3 separate regions of the Homo sapiens genome follow, and all the other regions are linked to region 2. A link is a loop called in an ENCODE intact Hi-C map of the cell type or tissue named here. Cell type or tissue: PC-9. All regions are shown on one strand. Each heading gives the region's core, and the rest is flanking DNA. Links, peaks and the distances in the headings are about the cores only. Region 1 overlaps CTB-30L5.1 (a long non-coding RNA gene). Region 2 holds the start of LINC02577 (long intergenic non-protein coding RNA 2577). Region 3 has its middle 57 kb from the start of CCDC71L.

Region 1 (7,716 bases), core at 1,463-6,462, 210 kb after region 2:
TGGGCATGGTGACTCACACCTGTAATCCCAGCACTTTGGGAGGCTGAGGTGGGTGGATCACCAGGTCAGGAGTTCAAGACCAGTCTGGCCAAGATGGCGTAACCCTGTCTCTACTAAAAATACAAAAATTAGCTGGGCACGGTGGCAGGCGCCTGTAATCCCAGCTACTCGGGTGGCTGAGGCAGGAGAATCGCTTGAACCCGGGCGGCAGAGGTTGCAGTGAGCCAAAATCGCAGCACTGCACTCCAGCCTGGGTGACAGAGTGAGACTCTGTCTAAACAAAAAAAAAAAAGAGAAGAAAAGAAAAGAAAAAAGAAAAAAAAATAAAGGAACTCAGCATCCGAGAAACTCCTGTGAAAAGTATTACAAGGAACTGGGAGTGTTAACCTGAAGAGGAGGAAGTTAGGGAAGCTGACAGAAGTCACCTGTCTAAGGGAAGAGACTTACTGTCAGTTCCAATGAGAGGAAGCTTCATGCAGGTATGTTTCACACTCAAACAGCTCAGCTCCCAAAGCAATGTGGTCAAAAGACCACTAGATGAATCAGGAAATGTTTGGTTACAAGGAACGGAACCTTAGGACAGATTAGAAAAAATAAAGGGAGAATTTATAACACAACCTCAGAAGCCAGGGCTAGAGTGACTTCAGTCACTCCTGGGTTCACATCATGGTTGTAGAAGTCCATCTCCATTCCTGGCCTCTGCATCCACTGCTGTCTTTCCCCATGGTGGGCTCTTAGAGGACAGGCATTGGGGATGCAAGCTCGGTGGCTCCAATTCACACTCCTACAGGTCACCCATTCACTAAGGTAGCACCCTCCAGGGATCGCCTTCCAATAAAACTCTGTGACCCAGGAGAATGATGCTGATTGGCTCAGCCTGAGTTCCATGTCACCCTGAACATGGGCAGGGGGGTGTAGGGGAAGGAGCCCCCTGCCTAAAGCTCATAGTCTGAGAATGAGGTGGTTCCCCAAAATAAAAACTCCAGCTGCTTAGCTGAAGAAGGGGGAATGAGGGATGGACAGGTGAACAGAGCAGATGTCCACTCAGACGCTGTCTATGCCACCAAGACAGGTCAGAATAAATAAAGCCCTTGGTTTTCTTGTTCCACACGAGGGCTATGCAGAAGTCTTCAGCAACTTCCTACCCTCTGTCATTCCCATGCCAGGGCTGCCCTCAGCACCATTCTCCCCAACCAAAGCATCCCTCTCCTCCGCCTTCCCACCTGTTTCTCTTATAGGAAACCTGAGAACTGTCCTGACAGGTAGGACTGGGGAGAGGACAGGCAAGAGTGTGTGTGGGGGGGAGTGTGGGGCGGGGGGAGGAGGGCTACTTGCAACTTTATTGCGTTATCTCAGCACATCAGGAAATAGAGTTCAACCAAGTTGGAAGGTCGGCCTTGGAAGACACTGAGTTCCTGACCCTGGAGGACAGGCTGTGTTCATTCAGGACCTGGAGGTTTTCAAACTCTCTCAATGCCCTGCTGCTGCATTTGAACTGTATACAAGTCCACTTCCTGTGTCTTTGAAGAGGAAATTTCTCATCTGCTATCAAGGGTGTTGCTAATAATTTAAAGATCGGGTTTTTTTTCTGCATTTTAGTCTGGCACATCTGGGACTCAAGTTTCAAGTGCTGAGTCTTGTAAGGACTGTTCTGCAGCCAAAAACCAGGAAAGGGGAAACAGAAGCAAAAAACCAATCACAAGTGAAAAAACTCAGCCAGCCTAATTAAATATTTGGAATCAAAAATTGTTGGCCACCTGGAAGGGGAAACACCCTTTTCATCCTGTCATTCATTTCTTAGCTAAATAATGGGTTCAATATACATAATTCCAAAACCAAAATTAGAATTTTTGGAAGACGCCCCCAATATTTAGGCATTTTATCTCCTGACCAGTTTGTCTTGGAAGGTATTCCAGGCCAGGAAATTCTAATGTATTTCTCTATGTTAAAAGACATATAGGAGATTTTTATTTATTGGTCAAGGTGGATACGTGGGAACACCTGCTTTAAAATGCTCAAGACTGGGATTATGACTCTGATCAAGTAAAACTCTAGAGCCTCAAGATCTGTTGAAATGGAGAAGATAAAAACTGCTGGGTCCCTGCTTGCCCTTCCCCACCCAAAATTTCTTGGCCCTGACCCTGATCCTCCTCCCTCAGACCACCTGTAGATGAAGGTGGAGTAGCCTTCCACTGAGACATCATGAGGCTCTCTGGCTGTCATAAGGAGGGCATCAACCGACTGTGGAAATATAGTTTTGTATTTCATCAGCATCATAGAATATCATCTCAAACTCACTGAGGGCCAACAGTGTTTATAGACTCAGTTATGAAGAATTCTGTTTTAAGGAGAATTACCTGAAAGAGATGTAATCCTGATACTTTAAAATTTATCTTTGGGTTTGTAGACCCTCAGCGAGCAGCCTACATGGGCCACTCAGTTCTGGCTCCCCACTGACTTACTGAGCCCAGCTTTGGCATTCTGCTATTTGCACACTTGGGTGGGGGGTGGGGGGAGTAGAAAGCTGTGCCAAGAAATGTGATGTTGTACTTACTCTAATTGTTATAAAGTTTTGGTGCCGCAAAAGAAATAGCACGCGAATATAAAATTTTATTTTTAATTCTCAGCAAGGCAAGTTACTTCTACAGAAGAGTGTGCCCTTACAGATGGAGCAATGATGAGCGCACACTTGGACAAGGGAAAGGAAGGGGTTCTTGTCCCTGATGGGCACGTGGCCCCTCTGCTGTGTCGTTCCTCTATTGGCTAGGGTTAGACAGCACAGGCTAAACTAATTCCGATTGGCTAACTTAAAGAGAGTGGCGGGGGTGAGTGGTTTGGCGGGAAAAATGGTTATGACAGAGCAGGTAATCAGAATGAGTCAGGGTGGAGAATGTAATCGGAAAAGGTTGCTTTATGAGGAAGTTTAAAAGTAGAAGACAAATAATTGAACATACTGACATATTCTTTGAAATTTAGAACTCATATCTAACATAAGCAGGCTTGGGGAAACCATTCACTACTGTTTTAGGGTTCCTCCGGCATGAACTGGAATCCCAGTATGTACTTTTATTTGCAGCAGACACTAGTTCCTGCAAATCCCAGGCCTTCAAGGGGACTGTAGAAGGTTTTGGCTAATACTCATACTTTGACCTTCCCTAAGGTAATGTGCAAGGTGGAAAAGGCTGGGAGCCTGTGCAGGTCACCTTGGGCTGTGCTGCTAGGTGGCCATTTTGCGCTGGGAAGGGACCCTGCTACTTGTTATTTTAGGCAGCAGATGGCTGTGACTCTGCAAATTTCCTCCAGGGGCTTCAATGGGGCCAATGCACTGTTTACAGTTTTAGAGCTTTAACTGACCCTTATCACTTAAGGACAGATGCTGTGCCCTGGAGCTATGGGATCTGGTCACTTTTACATAATTTGAATGTGCTCTGTAATCATCCAAGTACCGTTTTAAGCATTTAAATTCTTGCCAGCAATTAGGCTGCTGCTGAACATGGGAGATGATTGCATCACTTCACTAGTTTCAAACAGCACACTCAACCTTAGTATTTATTGCATCAGCTCAGGGCAACCTGCTCTTCCAATCAATTAAACTCCTTGTGCTTGAATATGCAATGCCTGCCAATCACACATTAAATCACCACCTCATGCTTATTTCACAATGAGCTTACTGAATGAAATGACTTCCCAAAACTTAATCAGTCCCCACCTCCGGCAAGCTGGCATTTAAAGAGATTTTCCAGTGTCTCTGGGAACAACCCTATTACATTTCTCCCTGAGGGTAAAATCTTCTCAGGTCTCCATTCCAGGAATAGCAATGCTGCTGCTGGTAGTTGCTGGCTTGTATTTGTCCCGGGACAGACACTATGAATGATGAAACTAATTGTGTTTACTGGTCCTCCCCCTGCCCCCCACCATCCATTTATTTTTGTAACACCAATAATGCATGTTTATTATGGAAAAAAACCATACAGCAAAGCAATGAAGAATAATTACCTAAATTCTCAACACCTCAAAATTACAATGGCTAAAATGTTGGTTACCCTTCCAGGCATTTGTGTTTCCTCTTTACAGTGGCTGCTAGAAATAGCCAGATACAAATCCCAGTATAAATGAGACTTTAATATAAAACAATGGGGAAAAGATGTATGATAGATGGCACTGGCCCAACTGGCTCTCCATTTGGAAGAAAATAAATATGGACTCCTTATGCCGCATGGAAAAATCCATTTCAGATTAAAATTTTAAATGTAAAAAATATAACAAGGTATTGTTTAAAAATCTGGCAGGCTATGTGTATATTCTAGGGGTGGGAGAGACCTTTTAAACTGTGACTAGAAGCTATAAAAGAAGGAAAGGAAAGACTTTTAAAATTATAAAGTCAACAGGTTAATACAAAATAAGAAAAGTACATTTGTAATGCAAGTGACAGTTTATGCCTATGATAAAAGCTCTTAAATTTGATGAGAAAAGGGCAAAATGATGAGATAAAGATGCACAAAGGATAAACACTTCACAGACATTGAAACGGCTAGCCCACATGCTCATATTCACTAGTGGTCAGAAAAAAGCAAATGGAAGTTAACAATAGAACACCATTTTACACTTAGACTGGAGAAAAGAGCTATAATATCATATGCTAGTGTTGGAGATAGGAATTGTGACATGCGTCCGTGTGAAGAGAGTCCATCAAACAGGCTTTGTGTGAGCAACAAGGCTGTTTTTTTCACCTGGGTGCAGGCGGGCTGAGTCTGAAAAAGGAGTCAGCAAAGGGTGGTGGGATTATCATTAGTTCTTATAGGTTTGGGATAGGCGGTGGAGTTAGGAGCAATTTTTGTGGGCAGGGGGTGGATCTTACAAAGTACATTCTCAAGGATGGGAAGAATATTACAAAGTACCTTCTTAAGGGTGGGGGAGAATATTACAAAGTACATTCTCGAGGGCGGCGGAATATCACAAAGTACGTTATCGCAAGGGCGGGGAGGGTGTATTGTCACAAAGTCAATTGATCAGTTAGGGTGGGGCAGGAACAGATCACAATGGTGGAATGTTATCTTTTGTGGATCTTCAGTTGCTTCAGGCCATCTGGATGTATATGTGCAGGTCACCGGGGATATGACGGCTTAGCTTGGGCTCAGAGTCCTGACAGGAATGTACTCTGATACTCTGCTGGTGAACTGTGATGTGCTAAAATCTTTTGGGAAATACATTTGACAATATCTATTAAAATTAAAAGGACACGTACCCCTCGTTCCAGCAATTGCACTCTTTGGAGTGTAGCCCAGTAGAAATAAAAGGGTAGTGTTAAGGACATACGAACACAGAGGTTTGCTGCAGCATTGTTCAGAGAGTAAAAACAGGAAAAAAGAGAATGCTCATCAACCAAGCAGTGGCTTAATAATTTATAATATTTCTCAAACAAAGTAATATTTTTAATGAATAAAAATATGAATTACAGTTAAACCAAATGATTTGGAGGGATTCCCATAAGATACTACTGAAGGAAAAAAGAGCACATATATCCTATTGAGGGAAAAAATGATAAACTCTGTGTGTGTACATCTGTATGGGATTATCTAAGTACAGAGAGCTGGACAGAGGATGCATATTAGGTTGTTGAGATTGGTTGCCATGGTCGGGGAGGAGGGAAGGCTGCTGACGTTGAAAGAGGGAGAAGAAGGGAAGGACAGAGCTCAGTTAAAAGAAGTTTAAAAAGTCACTAAAAATAAATGAAAATGTATGCATATGGCCATATTTAGGCCTCTACATAAAATTATCTGTAGATGTATGTTTTATGGGTTGAATTATGTCCCCTCAGAAAAGATATGTTGAAGTCCCAGCCCCTAGTCCCTCAGAAGGGGACTGGATTTGGAAATAGGGTCTTCACAGAGATAAGAAAGTTACAATGAGGTCATTAGGGCAGGCCCTAATCTGGTATGACTGGTAGCCTTGTGAAAAAAGAAATTTGGACACAGAATCAGACACACAGGGAAGATGATGTGAAGATGCTCGGAGAGAATGCTGTGTGAAGATGAAAGGTTGGAATCATGCATCTGCCAGCCAAGCAGCGCCAAGGATTGCTGGAAACCAGCAGAGGCCAGGAAGAGGCAGAGGATTCCCCTGTCGGTTTCAGAGGGAATGTGGGTCGGCCAACAGCATGACTTCAGACTTCCAGCCTCTGAAACTGTGAGACAAAAAATTTCTATTTTAAACAGTTTACGGTATTGTTATAGCATCGCTAGGTTGTGAATACAATGTGTGTGTGTGTGTGTGTGTGTGTGTGTGTATGTCTATATATAAAGAATAGTAGATTTTTTAAAAATCAACACAAATTTATTCTTTTATAGTTCTAGAGGTCAGAAGTTTGAAATGAAGCTTACTGGGCTAAAACCAAGGCATTCACAGGGCTGGTTCCTTCTGGGGGCTCCAGAAGAGGGTCTGTTTCCTCACATTTCCTGGCTTAGAAGCTAGGAAAACTCTAGAAGTTTTCTTGAGGAAGACTCCAGAGACAGAGAGTCTGCCCATCTTATTTGACTTGTGACCCTTTCAGTTTTCAAAGCCATCAGCATAGCATCTTCTCTGACTCTGCCTCTCTTGTCGCATGGCTTTCTTATCTAAGACAAAAAAACCTATGAAATTCAGAGTCATATTTACACCTCAATCCTAATAAGTACCATTGCAGTGTTTATTTTAGTCTCATTTTATCTCTCACAAACATCTTATGCAAACATCTTGATGCTAATCTTAAATTATTTTTGTAATATGGAGCCATGGGGTTATCTAGATCCTATAGATGTGGAGCTGGTGGCAAGTTGGGCCACACACACTAAAAGTGACCAAAGTGAGAGGAGTTGGAAACAGTCATCTCCATTTGTGAAGATGAGGTAACCAGTCATCCCTGATAATCAGTAGGAGAGACAGACTATCCAACCACTCAGAAATGCAAAGAACAGGTTTAGGAACCACCTCCAAATTCTAGTTCCGGTTCTTTTGTGGTCAAGTCATATTTCTGTAAGAGGTAACCTCCTGAGATTTCTCCCTTTTTACTTAAGCAATTTGAGTGGAGGTCTGATTATTGTAACCAAACTTAAGGAAAGAACCATAAGAAATTCACAGTGGCTAGAGGAAAAATTGTTGGATGACAAATTCTTAAAGAGTTTAGTTGTATAGTGAAAAGTTGAATCCCTCTTGTCTTCACTTAATACAGCACTGACAGTTGTGTGAGGGGTCCCATATTATGTAACAGAAAATTTTGATCTATGTTTTGACACAAAGATAATTAAAAGAGAGCAAAGTAAGAAGAACTTGGAAACAGGCCGGGTATGGTGGTTCACGCCTGTAATCCCAGCACTTTGGGGGGCTGAGGCGGGCAGATGGCTTCTCAGTTCAAGACCAGCCTGGGCAACATGGCAAGACCTCATCTCTACAAAAAATAGAAAAAAATTTAGCTATGCTTGGTAACATGTGCCTGTAGTCCTGGCTATTCAGGAGGCTGAGGTGGTAGGATCGCTTGAGCCAGGGAGGCGGAGGCTGCAGTGAGCCATGATCATGCCACTGCACTCCATCCTGGGCAACAGAGCAAGACCCTGTCTCAAAAAAAGAGTTAAATAAAATATAAAAAGGAATTTAGAAAGTTATCCTCTGAGATTGAAATGAAGAAGAACCACCATATAAAAGATTTAATAATCAAAGATTATTAATGTCACCTCCCAGAAA
Region 2 (7,716 bases), core at 1,835-6,834:
ATTCAGCAGTTTGTTAGCTTTGATTTATAACTTCTAAATAACTAGACACATGGTTTGGGGACCTTAGTCTGTACTCTTGCTTTGGGCCCCACAAATGTTAGAGGCAGACCAGATCAACATTTCCAGATTAGTAACATCTTAGACTTGATTTCTTCTAAACAAGAATTGTCCTTCAAGCCAGGCCCCAGGGAGGGAAAAATGGACAAAAGGTAAAGGAAATATGACCTCCAGGCTGGCAGGGCCCAGGGAGGGAAAACCCAGCTTGTGTGGCAAGGCAGCAAATCTTGGCGTGTCCTTTCTAAGCCCTGTCTGCATCTCAGGTAAGGAGTGAGAGAATGGGAATGGGGCATAATTCTGTTTTGCAGAACTGACAGACTTGAGCTATCTTGGGGGACCCAAAATCTAGGTTTTTCTAATTTCATTCTCTCCAGGATTCTAGCCTCCCCAGCATGAGTCAAGTTGTCCTAATTTTTCCTAGAATGAGATAATAGTCTGAAAATGTGAACACTTTTCTGGGTAACTTTAACATATTTTCAGAAACAATTGCACATAAAAAAGACTTCTTCAATTATTTTATAAGGGGATTAACACGGAAACTTTTTTTTTGTATTTCACACACATTGGAATGTGTAAAAGGCATTGTTACATGACAGTCACTACTTGATACCATATTCCACATACTTTAATGAAAATATTCCTTAAAACACCCAATTACTTTTCTCCCATTAGATCTGCTATGTACAGTTGTCCAGGTTGTTGACTGTGTAAGAATACTTAGCCCAAGAAATGAATAGGATCTAAAATCCAGCCTACTGTCTCCTTGTCAAGCTGAGCGCCCTGACATGGCCTGCATTCACCAGGAGGAAGGATGCTTTTTTCTAATCACAAAAGTCACAGTCTGCTTGTCAAACCACATACCTTGCTCATGAGAGGGGCATGTTTGCTGAGGTTACCCTCAAACTAACAGAGCTGAGGATGCTAAAATGATGCCATATGTTGAGGAATAGTGAAAGCCTTCTGGGGAGATGGTCATCTTGGAATCTGATTACTTGCCCTCTCCCTCTCTGCACCCTCTCTCCCTCTCTCACTTCCACTGCAGTGAAGAGAAAGAATGCCTTTCTGGGAAAAAAATTACTGGCAAAAAAAACAAACCAAACCAAAACAAACGCCAAGAAACCCCACAACAACACAGCTGCTGTGATTTCTGTGGGTCCCAAAGAAAAGAGGAGCTAACTGCTGCTTCAGCCTGTGTAATAGCCAGGTCCTGGGACAGAATTAGCTACAGTTAGAAAATAAAGTCAACAAGGTGAGTACAGCTGGAGATGGAACATTTACTGCTACCCATCTACTAGCTTGGAATCAGGGAAGTAATTAGTCCAGTGTGGATCAGCATTGGTCATGGACTAGAGGAGGACATCTACCCTTGCCCAATCCTGAAGCCCCTTTTGGGCCCTGCTGGAACTCACAGTCCATTATTAGCAAAACCCAATAGTGTCAACCTTGGCTCTGACTCTTCCAGCACCATCTCACTCTGATGAAAACATGGCTGTCCTCTGGGAACACTGCCTTCTGATTCTGTCGTTATTCTCCTTGTCCCGTGGTGGCTGTGGTTTGCTCCCTCCAGTTGTGCCATGGGGCCTGGAGGTGGGGTGCGTTTCTTTTACACTCCTCATTGCCACTTCTGCATCATTACCTCTTTCTCTTTCCTAAAAGTGTCCTGCATTGAATCTCAGGTCATCAGGTTATGTCACCTGACTTCTCATTTTGTGACATCTGTCATCCTGAAGTCATTCCCCCTGGTTCCTCAGTGTTCCTGCCTCACCATTGCATTCCTCTTCCTGTCTTAACTCTGGGCAAGTTCAACTTACACATGGATTGTCCCTCCATTATCCTGGTCTCTCAGTTCCCTACTGACCTTTCCTCTCACAATCTGGTCCTTCCCCTTTCATCACCGTGATTGCAGACCCTGTCATTTCCCACAGCTGTGTGGCCTCCACGGCTGCAAGGCATGCCGCCCACTCTAGGACCCCTGCTTCCTCTCTTCCTAGCACGCTTCCTCAATCACCCTGTGTGCTAGAACTGTCAAAGCAAAGTGCCACAAATTAGGTGGCTTAAAGAATAGAAATGAATTCTCACACAGTTCTGGAGGTTGGAAGTCTGAGATCAAGGTGTTGATGGAGTTGGTACCATGTAGGGGGCTGCCCCAGGCTGCTGTCCTGGCCTCTGATGAATTGCTGGCAATCCTTGGCTTGTAGACTCATCACTCCAACTTCTGCCTTCGTGTTGACATGGTGTTCTCCCTGTGTGCCTGTCTGCACCCAAATTTCCTATTTTTATAAGGACACCAGTCACACTGGATTAGGACACCCCCTCATCTTAACTAGTCAGGATAAGTAAGGTAACATTCTGAGGTACCAGAGGTTAGGACTTCAACACTTAAATTTTTTTTTGAGGGGGGCATACAATTTAACCCCTAACATGCTCCATCTCCAGCAGTCCTTCCACTCCCATCTTAAATTCATGAACATAAACCCTTAATGCTGCTTGGCAAAGGCAAACATACTCCCTGATATGGTTTGGCCCTGTCCCCACCCAAATCTCATCTTGAATTGTAGCTACCATAATCCCCATGTGTTGTGGGACGGATCTGGTGGGAGGTAATTGCATCTTGAAGACAGGTTTTTCCTGTGCTGTTCTTGTGATAGTGAACAAGTCTCACAAGATCTGACGGTTTTATATAGGGCACTTCCCCTGCACACGCTCTCTTGCCTGCCGCCATGTAAGATGTGCATTTGTTCCTCCTTTGTCTTCTGCCATAATTGTGAGGCCTCCCCAGCCATGTGGAACTGTGAGTCCATTAAGCCTCTTTTTCTTTATAAATTACCCAGTCTCAGGTATTTCTTCATAGCAGTATGAGAATGGACTAATACACTCCCTCCCCTATGTCATCAGTTTTTCCCCTCTTGGCCTCATCATTACTATCACCATATAAAGATGCTCTTATTTCTCTCACATTAATTATATTAAAAACTTTCTTGACCCCACATCCACCTGTAACTCTCCCTCCAGCTCTACTATCTCTGCTGCTCTTCACTGAATGATTCTTCTGGGGTTGTCTATACTTACTGCCTTCAATTCTTCTCCTCCCATTCCCTTCAGTCCCTTCCAATCAAGCTTTTGCCTCCACTACTCCTCTGAAAGTTCTCATGTCAAGGTTAACACAGTTTGTAGTATTAGTGAATTTCTTCTTTCTTTTTTTTATCATGGTTATCCTCGATGAAAAATTGAACTTACTCCCATTTATTGCATGCATTAAGTGATGAGGTTTGCCCAAAGCTCAGGAAAACAACAAGGAGAAGGTGAAATAATGAACAATATATAGATTGGCAGGAAAAATACAGAATGAAAAAATTGTTTAGAATAAGGTAATCCTTTTATAGCATTGGCCACTCTATAGAGATTCGATTTTTAGCATTTACATTTACACATTTTAACCAATTACTTTGCCCACTTGGAGCACGTGGATGCATTTACACTGACCACTCTGTGTCCTTCCAGGTTTTCCCTGGATGGCCTTCTTGATCTCTGGCAATTTGGAATCCCAAGCCCTTTCTGGGATTATTACCTAGCCCCCAGGTCAACCCTCTCTAGGGATCCAGGGTGGAGGAGGGAGGAAGAGGAGGGGGTGGTGGTAAAAGGGGGTAGGAGCAGGAGGATTTAGTGGAACAAAGGGATGAGAGAAAATAGGAAAGAAGAAAAAGCAGCAGACCCAGGCAACATGTGCTGTGGCCATAATAACTGTTTTCTGTACTGTCTGCTGCAACTAAATTTTAAAAACATGCTTACCCTTTTTTTTTTTTTAAATGAACAAACTCCTTCAGAGGGGGTGGATTGTATAGTTTCTGGCATGCTGCAGGGGAGAAAAAGTCCATCTCGATAACTTATAAGCACGCTTTGAATTCAGAACTTTACAATTCTTCAGAAACAACTAATGAAAAAAAGAGTGCTGTTGGGCTGACTGTGAGTCACTTCCCCACCCTATGATTCACTAAGTCACAAATGCTGGACATGCGGACAGGGGAGAAGGACTTTTGATTTTGAGGATTCATGAGCTGATTCAGTACTGTCTTTATGTTTTGATGCTATCCAAGTTCAAGCTTTGAGGTGTTTTGGCATCATAAAGCAGCATCAAGGTAAGGGATCAAAGGATGGGAAAAGCCAGCATGAGTGAAGGTTTGTTAGCTAGAAGCGTCCAATTCTTGCATAATATCAGAAGGCAAGGTTAGGCAGCTACTGATAGCATGGATGCTGAAGAAAGCTGAAGTACTTTCAAATCCAGATAGCTCCAATTGCTTGCTCTCCTATGACTACTCTTAACTGAAATATTTATAGTGACTCAAGAACGACAGCAAAATAAATATCCTTGGGCTCCCCACTGGTCTAAATCCCTTCACAAAAAACCTTGTCACTGGAAACACTGACAAATACTATATGTTTAGAAAACATCATATAAAATATCCAAATAAATAAGCTATACAGTAATTGGTCCTTTAAATTATTTTAAGGAGGTAAAATATTCTAACATCTGAATTTCTACCTGTCAGAGGCTTTTGAACCAGAGCAATTCCATCTTGAATAGGGGGTGGGTAAAATAAGGCTGAGACTTACTGAGCTGCATTCCAGGAGGTTAAGGCATTCCTAGTCACAGGATGAGATAGGAGGTCGGCACAAGATACAGGTCACAAAGACCTTGCTGATAAAACAGCATGCGTAAAGAAGCTGTCCAAAACCCACCAAAACCAAGATGGCGATGAAAGTGACCTCCAGTCGTCTCACTGCTCATTATACACTAATTATATAATGCGCTAACATGCTAAAGACACTCCCGCCAGTGCCATACAGTTTACAAATGCCATGGCAACATCAGGAAGTTACCCTATATGGTCTAAGAAGTCGGCAGGGGCAGAGGCGGGAACCCTCAGTTCCGAGAATTGCCCACCCCTTTCCTGGAGACTCATGAATCATCAACCCCTTGTTTAGCATATAATCAGGAAGTAACAAAAAGTATCATCAGTCGAGCAGCCCATGCCGCTATTCTGCCTATGGAGTAGCCATTCTTTATTCCTTTACTTTCCTGATAAACTTGCTTTCACTTTACTGTATGGACTTGCCTTGAATTCTTTCTTGCGTGAGGTCCAAGAACCCTCTCTTGGGTTCTGAACTGAGACCCCTTTCTGTAACAAAAACATTTAATTACGACGTCATGACATTCTGGAAGGTTTCTTTGGAATGATGTCCTAGTTTGAGCTCCCAGTTTGATAGTACAAGTTGAGTATCCTTAATCAAAAAATCTGAAACCTGAAATGCTCCAAAATTTGAAATTTTTGAGTGCCAACATGGTACTCAAAGGAAATGCTCATTGGAGCATTTCAGATTTTGGATTTTTGAATTAGGGATGCTCAACCAGTAAGTATAATGCAAATATTCCAAAACTGGGAAAAAATCAAAATTGGAAACACTTCTCATCCCAAGCATTTCAGATAAGGGATACTCGCCCTGTAAAACTTGAACATTCTTGTTAGTAGAAAATTAAATGTAATGAATGAGATGAATGTACCTGTATTTGGTTTTTCTGTTTTAAGAAACTAAATGTTCAAAGATTATTAGCATACACTCAATTACAGAGATATTAAATACTAATTGGATTGTGACTCTGATTTTATTTTCATCTAGATTATTTTGATTTACCTATGACATTATTTCATATCATTGCTCATAGGAAGCCTACCTTTTTGCTTGGTAGTGAGTGTGAAGCAGCTGAAAGAAATGGAGATATTTGAGAAACTACCAGCTGGTAACCAATATATACACTTGAGATACATCTATGTATTTTTCAGATTGGAACAGTGAGTGACTATAGGTTCCAAAACAAAATTTGGTGTTAAATCCCCCATGAGTATCTTGTGCGATAGCATATTTTAAGATTGCTGAATTCATGGGGGAAAAAAGCATACTGCTAAACCAAAATGCATGAGTACAGTTGAAAAGTTAAAAAGTTATATTCCTGTTTTTGAAATTTTACCCCAAATTTTGACGACAACAACAACAACAAGACTGCTTGGTTAAGTTTATTAGATTAAAAATATTGCTAAAATCAGGCTAAATATGCATGCAAAGTTCCTTCTGATATGACCTGGCTGAAAAACATTAAAAATCAATAGAATTATAAACTAAATCATGCCTTGAGCTGTGAAAGACGAAATGACCATCACAAGTAAACTGATAGGCATGAGTTCTCAATAGGCAATGACTTACTTATGTTAAAAGATGGAAGAAACATAGATCAGTGTAGTTCAAGCCCTTCACAAATGTTAGAAACCAAGAAATTGAGGTGCACAGTGGTTGCTTGACTTGCCCAAGGTCCCATGACTTGTCAGTGGCAGAGCCAGGCTGGAATTTGACCCTGCATTCCAGGAATGAGCACCTTTATTATACCATGCCAGGCCAGCACCAAAATTCCAGGACTGCTTTTACAAGTGTTACATTTAACCAGGGTTCTTAATTACTAGCTGGTAAGGAATTTGCATAGAACCATATGGATGTAGATCAAAATCATGTGATTAAGTGTTTCACAAGTGGTAAATTACATATATGTGTATATATATATGAATGAGAGAATTAAAATTACTTTAAAAATATATTTAATTTTAAAAAAAGCCTTGGGATCATCTATTGAGATGAAAACAGTAATGTCATGGAAAGATTACCAGATGTCTACAGGAACTGACCTCCCATCTTGCCCTGCCATTCATTGGCTGTGGAATTGCTTCATTTTCCAGTCAACAAAACGGGGATGTTGATGACTGCTGTACCTTCAATAAACACTCTGAGGATAAATAAAATAGAATAAGTGGAGTGTTCCGAGGGTTTCTTACCTTCCTAAAAGAATTAAAATAGGAGACTTAGGCTTTAGACCACAACTTGTTTAACTTATGTTGCTGATGACTACAAGTTTCCTTGCAGTTATGAGTCAGTGATTCTCAGGAATTCCTTTTTGCACCACTTAACCTTTAAACTGTTTTCTTTATTGAACCTTAGATTTAGAAGACTGAGAAATCACCTAGAGATTTCTCCTCTCAGTTCAACTACCCACTCATAGAAATGCTGATACAGAACTTATTCCTGTGCAAGGTAGTTTATTCCGTGGTTGGAAAGCCACAATATAGAAAAATGTTCATGTTATTGAACAAAAATTTATCTCAGTGTAATTTTTTTGTCATTCATTTTTATTTTATTTTTCTATAGGTTATTGGGGTACAGGTGGTATTTGGTTACATGAGTTAAGTTCTTCAGTGGTGATTTGTGAGATTTTGGTGTGCCCATCACCTGAGCACTATATACTGCACCCTATTTGTAGTCTTTTATCCCTCACCAGGCTCCCACCCTTCCCTCCAAGTCCCAAAAGTCCATTGTATCATTCTTATGTCTTTGTGTCCTCATAGCTTAGCTCCCGCATATAAGTGAGAACATACCATGTTTGGTTTTCCATTCGTGAGTTAATTCACTTAGAATAATAGTTTCCAATCTCATCCAGGTCGCTGTGAATGTCATTAATTCATTCCTTTTTATGGCTGAGTAGTGTTCCATCATATATATATAATATATATATTATATATATTATATGATATATATATAATATATGTATTATATATATTA
Region 3 (7,716 bases), core at 1,327-6,326, 57 kb after region 2:
TAGACTGGGCAGAGTGTCCCCTCTAGCTCCTCTGCCTGGCTGGGAATGCACATTCAATACAAGGGAAAGGCATTTTGACCTCAAGCCCAAACTATTTTCTTCATTCCAGCTTTACCATGAATAAAACTGATACTTTGATATCCATTGGTCACATGAGTCTGTTCTCAATTTGGAAGAAGCTGGAAGAAATGAGGTAGTGAATGACTAGGTTCTCCCAAATTCCAACAACCAGGAGGTGTTTGGGGAGATCCTAGGTACAAAAGTGAGGTTAATTCTTTTGATTTCCGTCATAGTGGTGAATGCCTGGCCATATCAGGTTGCACATAAAACAAACATACAAGGTGCGCATAAATCCATTTTAACAGACGAGGAAAACTCAGGCCCTAACAGATTACTTCACACTTAAGAGGAAGATAAACTTGAAATCAGTTTATCCTTCCCAGTCACTTTTTAACCCATTTCAAGCAAGCATCCTTCATAACCACTTCACTGAAATTGCTCTTGCCAAGGCCACCAAAGGACCTTGTTTTTGCTAACTCTATCAGATACTCTTTAGTCTCCAACATTTTTGACATCAGGGACTGGTTTCCCAGAAGACAATTCTTCCATGGGAAGGGGTGGGAGGTTGGGGGGGAATAGTTTTAGGACGAAACTGTTCCACCTCAGATCATCAGGCATTTGTTAGAGTCTCATAAGGTGAACACAACCCAGATCCCTCAAATGCACAGTTCACACTAGGGCCCTTGCTCCTATGAGCATCTAATGCCCCCTAAAATCTGAAGGAAGTGAGCTTAGGCAGTAATACAAGCAATGGGGAGCTGCTGTAAATACAGATCAAACTTTGCTCGATCGCCAGCCACTCACCTCCTGCTATGCGGCTCATTTCCTAACAGGCCATGGATGGGCCCCTGCTTTAGAAATTATCCAGCTGTTTAAACGCTCACTTCTTAGCAGCTTCTGACATTGACCTTTCTTCACTCCTTGCTTCTTCTGGTGCTGCTTTGTTCTTCTGCTTCCTTTCCACTGGCTTCCATGCTGTACACTCACTGTGGTGCTCACCTCTCTGGCCATACCTTCTTTGGTATGGCCAAACTTCTCACACTTTCAGTGTTCATGTTCCCCATTGTTCTGCTTTTGGTCTTCATGGTAGGTGATAGGGTCTGGCTCACTCACCACACGTTTCAGTTCAGCTTCCTTATAATATGTGGAAGGCAGAAAGCTCAACACACAAAGCCAAAGCAAAACAAAGCAAGCCATTCTTCAAATGTCCTAGAGTTCTGGGTATAATTTACCTTCTGACAATCAGACAGATACATTGTATGAGACTTAGATTTGCAGTTAATCTAGGAGGAGAGAGTCAAGGCACAGGGTCATATTTTTGCTGGTGGAGATTTTAGTGAACGTGATGTGGTTTGGAAGCAAGTAGTGTTAGTAATTTCTCACATGGCAGTTTGCTAATTTTACAGATCCCTGATCATTTTTAAGGCAGCAGCTCCTTCAGCTACCCAGTTCTGTAGTGTGGCTTTGGGAATTGTTTCTAGAACCTTAGAATGGAGTCTTTTTTTATTAGCTTTTTAAAGTAAGCCATTTAATATTCTGTAACAAACCCCTTTCCTCTTAAACCAGCTACAGTGGATTCTGTTCCTTGTAACTGAATACTGACAATACAGTACTGGTTAGTTTGGAGGTTTTTATGTTTTTCTTAAAAAAAATTCAATAGGCCATTGATGGGCAATATTACCCAGTACCACATATAAATGTCTTCTAATTGTATATCTGCAGACTAGGCAACTCTACTAAGCTCCAGATTTATATATCCAACTGCCTACTGGACATCTGTATCTGGTTGTCAAATAGTGTATCCAAAACTAAACTAGTATTTTCCCTTAATCTTTTATTTGCTTCCCATCCAGATATATGACCTAGAAATTGTATAGCTTTCCTATACTTTGTTGCCATCTTTCTCAACTTCCCGTCAGTTCCAAGACCTGGTGATTCTAGTTACTAAATATGCCTTGTGTCCAAACCCTTCTCTCTCTCTCTCTCTGCTACTAGTACCTTAGTTCTTATCTAGATTATTTGAACAGTTTTCTCTTGTTCTTCTCCTTTTCCTCATCCTTTTCCTTCTCTTCTTCTAGGTTTAAAAATATGTCTTGAAGATAAGCCTGTTTTTTGTTTTCACATGTTAACATGTCTAAAATTGGGATGCGTCTTATAATCAATGGTGTCTTGTACTTGCTTTCAGCCAAGAAGTTGTTCTAACATAGTGATTGTTATCTACTTGTACAAACTTGGTTTTTAGGACGATATGAGTAGACCACAGCAACTCCTTGATATTTTATTCAACAATCATTAAAGGGCCATTTGAGGAAGGAATATGGTCCTGATTCTTGTATAATAAACTTTTATTGACAATTTCTGGTAAACTCAAGATTTGAGAGCAGCAAAAGCTACAGAATGGGTGCCGGTAGCCTGGGAGGAAACCTCAAAGACAGTATTGGAGCACTTTTTGAATAGATACTACACATCACTAATACTCTGGATAGAACAGGGATCAATATCAGGTGATTTTAGGCTGTGGAGTGGTGAGATGCGGTGGAGGAACAATTTTTAAAGTGAGCAAAAAAGATCTTTTCTCTCAGAAATATTACATCTATCCACACCCAAAGTATATCTTTTTTCTTTTTTGAGATGCAGTCTCACTCTGTCACCCAGGCTGTAGTGCAGAGGTGCAATCTCGGCTCGCTGCAACCGCAGCCTCCCAGATTCAAGTGATTCTCCTGCCTCAGCCTCCTGAGTAGCTGGGATTACAGGCACTCGCCACCATGCCTGGCTAATATTTATATTTGTTGTAGAGACAGGATTTTGCCATGCTGCTCAGGCTGGTCTTGAACTCCTGAGCTCAAGTAATATGCCCATCTTGGCCTCCCAAAGTGCTGGGATTACAGGCATGAAAGATCCTTAAGACCTAAATTTTTATCTTGAGTTAGCCTTGGCTTCTGTTTATATGTGGTAAAAATTGTTTTTAAAGAATAATCTCAAGTATTCTGGAAGACAGGTATCTCCAAATTGATGAACATTTTTTTCTTCAAGAATTTTTCAGTAATGATGATTTTGTTTCCTTCATCTCCAGTAGGCAGTCATGGCAACTTGGTAACTTGAGTCACGTATCTGAAAAATGATAATGAAATGGTAGTATACCTTGCACAATAAAGACAGTGGCCATTAAATATTTTTAAATAATGCGAAAGTATTTATCACCAGTTGCCAGTAGTCATGCTCAGTAATTTCCTCCCTGGCTTTGCTCTGCCCAGATATCTTTAAAAGAATGCTGTAAATGTCACAACTCATTATGAAGCTGAACATATTACAGCATGAAAAAAACAAATGCTACTTTTCTAACCATAGTAAAAAGTTGTTTAATGCAATTCTTTTAAACATGTGCTTATCTTCTTTCATCTTCTACCCAGTTCTGCACCCTTCCCCCACACATGACTATTAACTAAGTCACAATGAATGCTCCCATTGCCTCCTACTCAGCTGAATCAACATTTCCGGAGGCTGTGACTAATAAAAGCCACAGCCCATGGTATGCTTGACTTTTGAAAATCCTGATTAGCTTTAAGGGCATAATTATGTGTACCTCTACTTATAGAATGAGGAAGTTGATTTGAGCTATGTCTCTAAATTACACTAAAAACTACAAAAATGAACTACAAAAATGACTTAATGAAGTCAGACTTCATTAAGATTATTAACTTATTTGGCTTTTAAAAAAATGTATTGACTGATTACTTAGGTATTCTGAGATCATCATGGTGTAAACTAAAGCATTTGGCTAATAGGATACTTAATGGTCCTTTGCTTTGCTATTCATGGCTCAAAATAAAGGGAAGTGTAGAAAAGGAAAGATCTAATCTCTGAAAGGCAATCTAACAGAAACTATATCTCTGAACATAATTTTGTTGGTTAATTACCATGGAGATAAATTAATCCAAGAAAAAGGAGAGTGCTTCATAACTCCAAAAACAAATGAGTCTCTTCCAGTAGTGTCACTGTGTATTTGTCGTTGAACTGTGAGTACACTTTTAATTTCTCCCAGAAAGAGGATCCACTAAGAAAAAGCAAATTGTGCATTACTTTGGGTGCTCCCCTTTGATTGACAGCTATGCCCATAAGGTAAACTTCCCTTGGCTTAGTGTCCACTCCTGTCCAATAAGCAGGGCAAGATCACTGGATACTGGCCACTCAGAGGAGACCATGGGCCTAGCAGAAATGATAGGTAGGATTAAATAATTTACTTTTCTTCTTCCAATCACAGCCAAGTGCTTTGAAAATGTAGTGTTCAATTTTCTGTCTTCAGTTTCCCATATCCCCTTAGATTCTCAGCTCCTTGTACTCTGCTTCTGTCCCCAACACTCAAGTGAACTTCTCAAAACAACTCTTACTGATGCCCTAATTGCCAAATACAGTAGACTGTTCTCTGTCCTTATGTTTCTTGAAGTTGTTTAAACAGTTGGCATAGTTGACAATCCTTAGATTTCTCTGGAGATTTCCCTTCTAATGCTTCAGTTACTTCTTAGCTTCTTTTCTCTTCCATTTTTTTCAACCTATTATCATTGGCTTCTTCTCCATAGCCTTTTACCATGCTACAGGTTCTACCACATTAAAGGAAAGTTCTTTCCCCTAAATTTGTAATTCTTCTTAGAGATCACCCTATATTTTTCCAACTTCATTATTAACCCCCCAAAATAATATAAACCATTCTCTGCACTTTATCATTGCTCATTTACTCTAAAGCTCTCCATAATGAGGCTTACATCCCATTAACCTAGTGAAGTGGCTTCTGCAAAGTCATTAAAGATTTTCTAACTATTTAAAATCCTCATGTTATTTAACTTCTCTTTCCAGCACTTGACTATATTGATCACTTCCTTCATAAAATTCTCCTCCTTGGTTTCCATTACATTGCTCTTTGCTGGCTCTCTTCTTGCCTTTCTGGACATTCTTTTTCAGGCTTTCCACCTGTTAAACACTGATGCTTCCCATCATCTTGGCCCTTTTCTCCTCACAGTCTAAGCAATCCTAGCATAAGCTCACTCGTTTTCATGGCTTTACCCACCCCACACATGCTGACGACCTGTATGTAGTCTACAGAAGTTGGTATCTTGTACTTTTGCTTCTGCTGTACAGTGTTGCCTTTGACTGAGGGTCTTCTGCCAGCTTTGGAGCACTTCTCTGGGAGAGATAGTGAAGGCAGCCCTCTTCATCAGTGCAGAATTTGCCCCAGGAACCCTTTTTTCTGCTCTCAAAGACCAAGACACTATGTTTATCTCCTCTCTCAACTCCCAGGGCCCCTTTGGAAATATAATTCTGGTGGTCCTATGAATTAAGCTTTGAAAACAAAATCCTTTTAACTGTTTTGTAAGGTAAACAAATACCAGACCTCCAGGACACACTGCTTGGTTTCTAGATATTCTACCCCTATTTCAAGTATAGCATGTCTGCCAGGCCCGAATGCTGGGTGCCATCTTGTGCTCCTCATCCTCCTCATTTCCTGTGTTGAGCCAAACCTGTAGATTTTATTGTCTAAATGTCCTTAAAAACCACTCTCTTGGCATGTCCTTGGTGGCATTGCCTCTATTCAAGCCCTACTTACCTCCTTCCCTTGCCGTTTCCTCCAGTATTCCTTCCTCCAATTTGTCTTCCACACTGTTGTTAGAGGGATCATTTAACTATAGATCTGGTTACATTTATGTCTTACTTATAAAATATTTTTATGGCTAGCTTTCCAGTGATTTTATGAGATGCTCAACCTTCTCAGTGTGTTGGGCAAGGCTTTTGATACTCCTCCTTGTGTTCTCTCTTGCCTTGTCTCTTGCTATCCTGTGCACCTACGATACATATTTTCTCTAGTTTCTGTGTCTACTTGTACATGTTGGTCTCTCTGTCTATAATGCCTCTTCCTCCATCTACCCTTTCCCACCTATTGCCTTCACCAACATCTACTCATCAGGGAAATGCAAATTAAAACCACAATGAGATACCATGACATATCTATCAGAACGGCTAAAATTACAAAGACATACAATAGCAAGTGTTGGCCAGGATGTGGAATAGTTAGAACTCTCATACATTGCAGGTAAGAAAATATATTGGCTCAAATACTTTGGAAAGCTGTTACCTATGAAAGCTAAACACATTTAAAATCATTTCAGAATCATCAGATCCTGTTAGAAGCAGTGGGCTCCAAATCCATGTTCTCCTAGCATTTTACTATGGCATTATCACACTTGCTTATTTTCTTATTTGTTTTTCTCAATAGACTGTGGCATCTTTCAGAAGCAAGAGCTGGTTTTTTTGTTTTTTTAATTATACATTAAGTTCTAGAGTACATGTACACAACGTGCAGGAGGTTTGTTACATATGTATACATGTGCCATATTGGTTTGCTGTACCCATTAACTCATCATTTACATTAAGTCTTTCTTCTAATGCTATCCCTCCCCTATACCCCCACCCTATGACAAGCCCCGGTGTGTGATGTTCCCCATGCTGTGTCCAAGTGTTCGCATTGTTCAATTCCCACCGATGAGTGAGAACATGTGGTGTTTGGTTTTCTGTCCTTGTGATAATTTCCTCAGAATGATGGTTTCCAGCTTCGTCCATGTCCCTACAAAGGACATGAACTCATCCTTTTTTATGGTTGCATAGTATTCCATGGTGTATACATGCCACATTTTCTTAATCCAGTGTGTCATTGATGGACATTTGGGTTGGTTCCAAGTCTTTGCTATTGTGAGTAGTGCCTCAATAAACATACATGTTCATGTGTCTTTATAGTAGCATGATTTATAATCCTTTGGACATATACCAAGTAATGGGATCACTGGGTCAAATGGTACTTCTAGTTCTAGATCCTTGAGGAATCGCCACACTGTCTTCCACAATGATTGAACTAGTTTACACTCCCACTGACAGTGTAAAAGCATTCCTATTTCTCCACATCCTCTCCAGCACCAGTTGTTTACTGATTTTTTATGACCGCCATTCTAACTAGTGTGAGATGGAATCTCATTGTGGTTTTGATTTGCATTTCTCTGATGACTAGTGATGATGAGCATTTTTTCATATGTCTGTTGGCTGCATAAATGTCTTCTTTTGAAAAGTGTCTGTTCATATCCTTTGCCCACTTTTTGATGGGGTTGTTTGCTTTTTTCTTGTAAATTTGTTTAAGTTCTTTGTAGATTCTGGATATTAGCCCTTTGTCAGATGGGTAGATTGTAAAAATTTTCTCCCATTCTGCAGGTTGCCTGTTCACTCTTATGGTAGTTTCTTTTGCTGTGCAGGAGCTCTTTAGTTTAATTAGATCCAATTTGTGTATTTTGGCTTTTGTTGCCATTGCTTTATGTGTTTTAGTCATGAAGTATTTGCCCATGCCTGAGTCCTGAATGGTATGGCCTAGGTTTTCTTCTAGGGTTTTTATGGTTTTAGGTCTAATATTTAAGTCTTTAATCCATCTTGAATTAATTTTTGTATGAGGTGTAAGGAAGGGATCCATTTTCAGCTTTCTACATACGGCTAGCCAGTTTTCCCAGCACCATTTATTAAATAGGGAACCTTTTCCCCATTTCTCGTTTTGTTCAGGTTTGTCAAAGATCAGATGGTTGTAGATGTATGGTGTTATTTCTGAGGCTTCTGTTCTGTTCCATTGGT

Evidence for each region. Peaks named below come from ENCODE experiments on the same cell type or tissue, not always from the same donor. Only the 100,000 strongest peaks of a DNase experiment are listed, where the experiment ranks them.
Region 1: it touches region 2 in a loop (11-fold over the local background); 2 of 110 quality-filtered maps call a loop at or near these places.
Region 3: it touches region 2 in a loop (4-fold over the local background); 4 of 110 quality-filtered maps call a loop at or near these places.

The regions. Positions count from the first base shown.
Region 1 is chr7:106,564,785-106,572,500 of GRCh38, reverse strand. CTB-30L5.1 (a long non-coding RNA gene) reads left to right here. Exons shown (of 4, transcript NR_187788.1): 4 at 1,357-2,590. Among named protein-coding and RNA genes, the nearest start is that of CTB-30L5.1, 30 kb to the left of the region's middle. RefSeq lists enhancers at 3,311-4,276, 4,277-5,242, 5,243-6,208. In PC-9, for the core only: no CTCF peak of the experiment used is centred there; a DNase peak (open chromatin) is centred at 3,640; H3K27ac peaks cover 2,802 bases.
Region 2 is chr7:106,772,153-106,779,868 of GRCh38, reverse strand. It overlaps LINC02577 (long intergenic non-protein coding RNA 2577), which reads right to left and starts at 4,851. Exons shown (of 5, transcript NR_170304.1): 1 at 4,669-4,851. RefSeq lists enhancers at 3,581-4,780, 4,892-5,186. In PC-9, for the core only: no CTCF peak of the experiment used is centred there; a DNase peak (open chromatin) is centred at 4,058; H3K4me3 peaks cover 863 bases; H3K27ac peaks cover 2,452 bases.
Region 3 is chr7:106,714,222-106,721,937 of GRCh38, reverse strand. No RefSeq gene overlaps it. Among named protein-coding and RNA genes, the nearest start is that of CCDC71L, 57 kb to the right of the region's middle. RefSeq lists enhancers at 856-1,115, 2,635-3,834. In PC-9, for the core only: no CTCF peak of the experiment used is centred there; DNase peaks (open chromatin) are centred at 3,277 and 3,497; H3K4me3 peaks cover 1,128 bases; H3K27ac peaks cover 3,087 bases.